Linked DNA regions of Homo sapiens: region 2 is linked to region 1. Evidence: chromatin contacts called from ENCODE Hi-C or POLR2A ChIA-PET data. All regions are on one chromosome and are shown on one strand. The core of a region is the stretch at or near the end of the contact, and the rest is flanking DNA. Distances in the headings are between cores, read along the strand shown.

The links. A loop is a pair of places that touch in the nucleus more often than their neighbours do. ChIA-PET counts read pairs that join two places held with the same protein, here RNA polymerase II (POLR2A). Pooled maps may share reads with other maps.
Region 2: a loop to region 1 is called in a map of aorta, with 2.2 times the contacts of the local background. The contact joins two enhancer-like sites. A Hi-C loop is called at or near these places in 3 of 168 maps with a recorded cell type or tissue (aorta, astrocyte of the cerebellum and mammary epithelial cell), 1 of 37 single-sample maps with no recorded cell type and 2 of 50 pooled maps. POLR2A ChIA-PET finds 5 or more read pairs at or near these places in 1 of 52 experiments (BJ).

The regions. Positions count from the first base shown.
Region 1 is chr9:87,062,006-87,065,895 of GRCh38, reverse strand. The region is part of intron 1 of LOC124902196 (a long non-coding RNA gene); the gene reads right to left. Among named protein-coding and RNA genes, the nearest start is that of LINC02893, 22 kb to the right of the region's middle. Within about 2 kb of position 1,820, at least 6 of the 41 ENCODE cell types and tissues checked have a DNase peak (open chromatin) inside an H3K27ac peak, as active enhancers do.
Region 2 is chr9:87,116,949-87,120,920 of GRCh38, reverse strand. No RefSeq gene overlaps it. Among named protein-coding and RNA genes, the nearest start is that of LINC02872, 30 kb to the left of the region's middle. Within about 2 kb of position 1,465, at least 6 of the 41 ENCODE cell types and tissues checked have a DNase peak (open chromatin) inside an H3K27ac peak, as active enhancers do.

The DNA.
Region 1 (3,890 bases), core at 571-3,070:
CAACTCCACTGTCTAACAGAGAACTAGCAGGCAATCCTGGAAAATAGGCTATTTTTTAAAAAAAATCTAAAACACATCAGTGTTGTGTGTACCGCTAAGAAATTAAAAACCTGTGACATGGTACTCAGATGCACTCTGAGTTTAGAGATATTAAAATATGAAAAAGCTTGCATTTAGAATCAGTAGAGTATCGTGTATACACACACACAATTTTTGTTACTTTCACATTTTTGAGTGAGAAGAATATATGGATGGCATAAAATCCAAGAAGTTCCAAAATGGCACCCTTGTGCCAAGTCTTCCTGTTCACCATCTAAGAGACAGCCACTCTTACTGGGTTCTTCTATTGGGCATACATTTTATTGTCATCGTTATTGTTTGCTATTTAGTTTGTTTAAAGTCAGGTTTATGCAGATATACATACAGTAAGATTCACTCTTGTTAGTGTATGGTTCTATGAGTTTGGACAAGTTCACAGGTTCCCTCATGCTCCCTTGTACCCATCCCTTCCTTAGACCCCAGGCCTTGATAATTACTAATCTGTTTTCTGTCCTGATGGTTTTTCCTAGTCCAGATGTCATATCAATAGGACCACACAGTAGGTAAACTTTTGAGTGTGACTTTTTCACCTAGAATAATGCATTTGAAATTCATGCGTGTTGCGTGTATCCGAAGTTCATTCCTTTTTATGAGTATGTTTTCAAGTGCAACTCTTTTGAGCAATTTTTTTAACCTAAATTGTCTGTGGCTGATCTGTGAAAATTGTGTACTATTTCTGTTCTACAAACCTGCTCTAAAATCACATAGGCTGTATATTTTCCAGTGCAGTGACTACTGTGCAGCATCCATGTTAAACTCTTTGGTTTAATTATAATTTAAAGTGCCTTCAAGAGTGGGAAAAAGTGTTACCTTTTCAATACCTGTGAAGCAAAAAGTGGCTTTTGAGGATATGTTTTCAGCCTACCTTCTAAGAATATTCATGATTTAATCTTGGGCCTAGGGTGGCCTCTGGTATGTAATTTAGAAGGATCTGAACAAGGCTTACAAAAATGTATTTTCTCCAATTATGTTTCTTTATTTCTTTGTGTCTCTATATTTTTCTGTCTCTCCACTTTTTTCTCTTTGTCTCTCTCTTTCTCCTGGTAAAAAGTGTTTTCTCACCTAGCAAAAAAACAAATAGGAAATTGGTGCTTTTAAATTTGGATAACCTCGAAATTTATAAACAGTTTTTCTGGATCAATTGCTAGCCATAAACAAAAAAATTAATATGGAATGCATTAACTGGTAAGAGCGTTCTACAGAAAAGTAAATCAAGAAAGAGGACAGGGAGTGCCTGGGGAAAGGTGATCAGTGAGTGCCTCGCCCATACACCGTGTGATACTCAAGTACAGCAGATTCCAGGCAGAGGGGAGTAGCAAGGTTGACACCCTGAGATAGGAGCTTGCCCACACATTAACTCCTTTGCTAATGCTTTAAAAGGTAATCTGTTGGAGGTTCCTGATGATAGTAACTGTAAATCCTGAATATCCTTTGGATTAAAAACAAAAACATAACAAAATAGAAATATCAAAGGCCACAGAAAGCCCTAAATTTTGTCTTCACTGAAACTTCTATATTCTTGAGGACAATGACCTTGTCAGGGTTCCTTTAATAGAAGCTCTAACCACTAAATCACAATGCTCCTGCTCCAGCCTCTCAGACTACTCAAAGAGATTGTTGACTCTAATCCCACTTCATTTTTAGTTGAACCAAGGTTATAATGGAAACACACACACACAAACACACACACACACACACGCTGTACTTTGTGAATGACCCACAAGCCCTCAAATCAAAAAGTCAACTGGAAAGAATGTCTGTGGGTGTGCTATTGCAAAACAGAATAAAATGTTTTCATGATTTATGGCTATATTTTAGAAAGATAATCTCAGAAGCACTTTCCATATTTTCCTCTCATTTCTTGCTGTTGTTTCTCTAAAATCTCTTTCCACTCTTCCTGACTTTCCTCCACAATCATTGACATTAACTGAGTTACATGGAGGGGAGATCTTCACCTGGAGCCTGTAGTTTCAGGCTTGAATTATTTTGCAGGAGAGTTTGATAAGTAATTCCTCAGTGGATCTCCCGTTAGGTCCTATGGCACTTAAGGTATTTTTGAAATAAAGCAACATATTCATTCCCCCCAAAACTCCACATTTTGTAAACTTTTGCACCAAATATAACGAAGTTTATGAAAAAAAAAAAAGATGAGGAAGGGGAAGAGGCAAAGTGTTCAGTGTCCATGCATTTTTTCATCTAGAGCACCAAGGAAAGCAATGATTGGAACCTGGGGAAGATATCATGAACATTCCTGGTGACAGACACTAAAAGTGAATAAAACTGCCAGGGTGAAGACAGCCGCAATACTTGGATTGGCTCAGAGCTGCAAAAGCTGAGTCCAGTCTGGACGGAAGTGGTTACTCTTAAGTTGCCAACTTGCCCTGAGACCAGAGCAGCACAGAGTTGGGAGCCCAAATCTTGACATGGGGTGGAAGGAGGAAAGCCTGACTGTAAAAACTTGTTTCTCATTTTTTTAAAAACATAGCTTAAAGGGCTCCTTCTATGATAGCAGCAGCCAAGTTAAGAGATTTTTTCCTTTCCTACGAAGATTATAATCCTACTTTTACCTTTCTGTCTCCTCTTTTCCAGGAAAATTTGTGCATGAGCTAACATGATTTTCCTATGACACTGATGGCATTTCCCTATTTACCATTTGTTTGTGAACTTCTTCACATTACACAAACAACACACTGCAGGAGAACAGACTGTACTTGACCAGTTAGAAATGGGATTCTCTTAAACTCACAACTTTAATCATTGCCTAGATATAATAACAATGGTAACAATAATAGGGTTGGTTAACTATTTAGTGCTTTCCATGGGCCAGGCACTTTGTTAAAAGTTTTATAGCTATCACCATATTTAATTGTTGCAGTGATCCCATGTCTAAGGAATTTCTATCCCTATTTTCTGCATGATGGAATGGGAGCTGAAGAAAGCTGGATAACTGTACCCATGTTACATAGCCAGCAATGCAGAACTCAAAATTCATTTCCAAAACTCATGCTTGCCTCCAAACCATCTCTCTCTTTTTTAAAAATTTTATTTATTTATTTATTTATTTATTTATTTTGTGAGACGGAGTCTCACTCTGTCTCCCAGGCTGGAGTGCAAATGGTGCAATCTCGGCTCACTGCAAGCTTCGCCTCCCGAGTTCATGCCATTCTCCTGCCTCCGCCTCCCGAGTAGCTGGGACTACAGGCGCCCGCCACCACGCCTGGTTAATTTTTTGTATTTTTAGTAGAGACGGGGTTTCACCGTGTTAGCCAGGATGGTCTCGATCTCCTGACCTCGTGATCTGCCCACTTCGGCCTCCCAAAGTGCTGGGATTACAGGCATGAGCCATTGCACCCAGCCCAAACCATCTCTCTCGAGTCTCTAAACTTTGAGCTGAGTCTTGAAATTCTTATTAATTATAACATTGACTTGAGACCAAGAGAAAATTATGAAGTAGGCAAGTTTTGTTGCCAGTGGCCCTTCCACGGCCATTTGTCACTACTATCGCCCCTCACTCCCATTATCCACTTCTGTTCTCAAATATCTGTTGTTTCTGACCAATTCCTCTTCACATCCTGGTTACCTGGATTCCGTGCCCTCCCATCCACCCCTAAACTAGCTCCTTCTGAAGTGCCCATGCCACAGAATTCTTCTCTGAGCAACATTTATGATTCCTGTGTTCCGTGTGCCTCAGGTTCCCAATCTCTGCATTCCAAAGGAACAGCTATACACTCTTAGCAGTGCATGTGTAGCATCCAACATCAGCAGGTGCATTTCACACATCGTTCTGTGCT
Region 2 (3,972 bases), core at 216-2,715, 55 kb before region 1:
CCATGTGACCAGAGGAGATACTTTGGACCTCAGTTTGTTTTTCTGAAGTGAGATGTTGGCCTTGGCCACCTTTCAGATTCCTTCTGGCTGGAACTGTTTACCATCCAGAACATAATATTCTTAGTTTAAAGAAATGTAGTGACGTGCGGTCGTGCTGTCTTTCTGTTTGCAGCATATCAATAGTCCATTTAATGCCAAGTTCTTGACCAGGAACACAGACCCATAATTATGCATAATTTCTGTGGGAAAAATTGTTCAGCTTTCTTGCTCCACTTGATGACATATTTTTCCAAGAACAAAGGGGAGGGAGGAGAGTGATGGCAGCTGTAGATTCGTAACCTTCTGATGAGTGGGAGTCTTCAGGTTTTACCCTTCTTTTGTTCTGTCACCCAAGCGGAGCTCTCTAACTCTTGGATGTAACCCCATGAGATCACCACAGGTCCCTTAATCACAAATTATTCTGAGAACAATCTGTAGTCACTGCATACTCACGTTGGCCACAGTACATGTAAGTGTTTGGCTACCTCATAAGGTAAAGAATCTCAATACTACCCTGTTTTCTCGAAAAAGGAAATTTGGACATGTAGGGTGCCCTCCTGCTTCTTCATAGAGAATCATCCAAGAACAACTCATGCCCCTCTCAGGGAAGTGCTCTCTGGGATCTTCCCTAATGACAATTTCTTTTTTTAAGACAGAGTCTTGCTCTTTTGCCCAAGCTGGAGTGAAGTGGCATGATCTCGGCTCACTGCAACCTCCACCCCCAGGTTCAAGTGATTCTCCTGCCTCAGCCTCCCGAGTAGCTGGGATTATAGGTGCATGCCACCAAGCCCGGCTAATTTTTGTATTTTTAGTAGAGATGGGGTTTCACCATGTTGGCCAGGCTGGTCTCAAACTCCTGACCTCAGGTGATCCACCCGCCTTAGCCTCCCAAAGTGCTGGGATTACAGGCATGAGCCACTACACCCGGCCCCTAATGACATTTTGCATATGTATGACAGATGCCATCTTGACAAACTACATTTCCTTCCATCGCATGTGTCCTCACAGTAACCCCGAGAATCTGGTCTCCTCCCCTCCTTCTACAGAGGAAGAGTGAGGGCTCCGTGTGGCGAGGGGTCTGCTTGCGGTGCTGCCCAGAGCGTGGAGGGGCCGGCCAGGGCTGCACTTCAGGCCTCCTTGTTTCCTGTCCTGCGTTTCCTTCATTCCACCAAGGCCATGATTCTGACATCCTGCGAATGCCCTGTGAAGATGTCCTCATGAAATATATGCTCCTTGCTAAGTCTGTTTACTTCTGACTCTGTGGAAAGATTTTAGAGATGTTAGTAACTTTTTTTCTTTTCTAAAGTCCCTATGGAGAAGTGATTGTATCTGTAGTGCTGCCTTTCTAGGCCCTGGAAGGAATCCAAAGCTGTCACTGTGTTTTCCATCTGGCCCATTATCAAGAATCTCTGCTGCTTACTATAGCCTGGAGGCTGTCCTGCAAAACCCTGTACAGGGCTGCCAGCAGGTTGGCAGAGCAGGAAGGGCCAACACTGCACAGCTTCGCAATAGAGAGAAAGGATAGGTGGGCACGCAGGTGCACCCCGCTCTAAGACAGGGGCAGGGGCCCCCAAGGAGACTGATTCTCATCCACAAATAACTACCTGCTGGTTTACTCTTTGCTACCTGTAAATTGTAAACAGCTCAAGTAAATACAGTTCAACTTATAAAAAATTAATTTGACTTTTCTAAAATAGTCATAGGTCAAAGGTTTTATTTTTATTCATATTTGTTTATTTATTTGAGACAGAGTCTTCCTCTATTGCCCAGGCTGGAATGCAGTGGTACGATCCCTGGAACCTCGACCTCCCAGGTTCAAGTGGATCCTCCCACCTCAGCCTCCCAAGTATCTGGGACTACAGGCATGTGCCACCACACCAGGCTAATTTTTGTATTTTTTGTAGAGATGGGGTTTTTCCATGTTGCCCAGGCTGGTCTTGAACTCCTGGGCTCAAGTGATCCTCCCACTTCTGCCTCCCAAAGTGCTGGGATTGATTACAGGAATGATTCACCGTGCCTGGCCAGTCACAGGTTTTAAAAGCAACACTAAAATGGGACATCTGTATTTCCAAAAGAAGACTAATGGTAAGTGAGTCTTTGCATTAGAGTTTTATCTGTCCCATCTCCCCATGGGTTCCTGGCACCTCAAACACCTCATCAAGAAAAGTGAGATAACAGAAGTCACATCTTTGCAGAAAGTTCAGAAAATCTATATTTATAAAAGGGTTTGCAATAGAGGCTGCTGCTCATGTGTTTCTTCATAAATAGCTAATAGAAGTGAAGTGTTAGAAGGGAATTAATGGCAGGGTCTAGTTATACTGAGGACAACTCAGCCACTGTTACCCCAATTTTTAAAAGCACTTGTAGCCCCCATAGTCATTCCAAATTTAACTCAATCAAAGTGGAAAATAAGAGGAGCTGGCATTGTCTGGGCATTAATATTGGATGAGCCTTAGTTTGAATCAACTTTCATGTATTAATCACATCCCTGATAATTCAAGAGGACACTCGTTTTTTTTCCCCTCCCTCCCATACCCATGCCAGGCGCAGTGGCTCACACCTGTAATACCAGTACTTTGGGAGGCTGTGGCGGGTGGATTACTTGAGGTCAGGAGTTGGAGACCAGCCTGGCCAACATGGTGAGACCCCATCTCTACTAAAAATACAAAAAAAAAAAAAAACAAAAAACACCAAAAAAACCCGGCATGGGGGTGCATGCCTGTTATCCCAGCTGCTCTGCAGGCTGAGGCAGGAGAATTGCTTGAACCATGAGGTAGTGGTTGCAGTGAGCTGAGATTGCGCCATTGCACTCCAGCCTGGGTGACAGAGTGAGACTCCGTCTCAAATAATAAAATAAAATAAAATAAAATAAAATAAAATAAAATAAAATAAAATAAAATAAAATAAAACACATGGGAAGAACTTGTTGTTTAAGGATTCTTGTAGCTGATCCCAGAACTTTGGAGCTGGAGGGGAAGCTAGTAATGACACAGTACCTTTCACAAATGAGGAAACCCCAGATCCAGGGCCATGGACTGATGTGCACTGTGCTCAGGTGCTGGGCAAGGCAGAGCTGAGTCTCCCAGGTGCTGGATCCCTCTTAGCTGCCTCCTCTCCTCAACTCTGCCCTGCCCTGAAATAGACCTTGTGTTCAGAATCTGTGTGCACAAAAACAAGCCCCTAAAGAGAGCACTCTGGGACTTGAACAACTCCAAATTCAGTCGTCTGAGTGACAAGGCAGTTCCCTTCTAAATGTCTCTTCCACTGGGCACAAGGCACCTGTGTTGGTTTCCTGTGGCTACCGTAAGAAAGTATCATAAACTGAGTGACTTAAAACAACAGAAATTTATTTTCTCGCAACTGGAAATGCTCGAAGTCCAAAATCAGGATATCAGCCAGGATGTACACCTTCCAAGGGCTCTAGGGAAGAAAATTTCCTTGCCCCTTGCCGCTGTTGGAGGTTCCAGCCACTCCTTGGCTTGTGGCTGCATCAATCCAATCCAAGGCCCGTGTGGTTACATGGCCTTTCTCTCTGTACCCTGTGTCATCGCCTCCTCTTTCTCTGATAATGACACTTGTCCTTGGAACTAGGGCTTACCGCAGTTATCCCAAGATGATTTTCTCTTCTTAAGATCCTTAACTTAAAAACATCAGCAAAGATCCTTTTTCCAGGTAAGGTCACCTTCACAGGTTCTAGGCATTAGGATATGGAAATACCTTTCTGAGAATCATCATTCAACCCACCACAAGCACGCATGTAAATAAACTCTCAGAAACGCCCTAAATCCTCAATGTGGGTATAGCAAGCTCTAGATTTGCATTTGCCAAGGTGTGTTTCTTACACACCCAGATTTGAAGAGCTGTTTTTCAACTGTGTTTCATGGTAAAATAAGTTTGATAATTTGGTAATTTTGGTAAACAAAGTTAAATAGT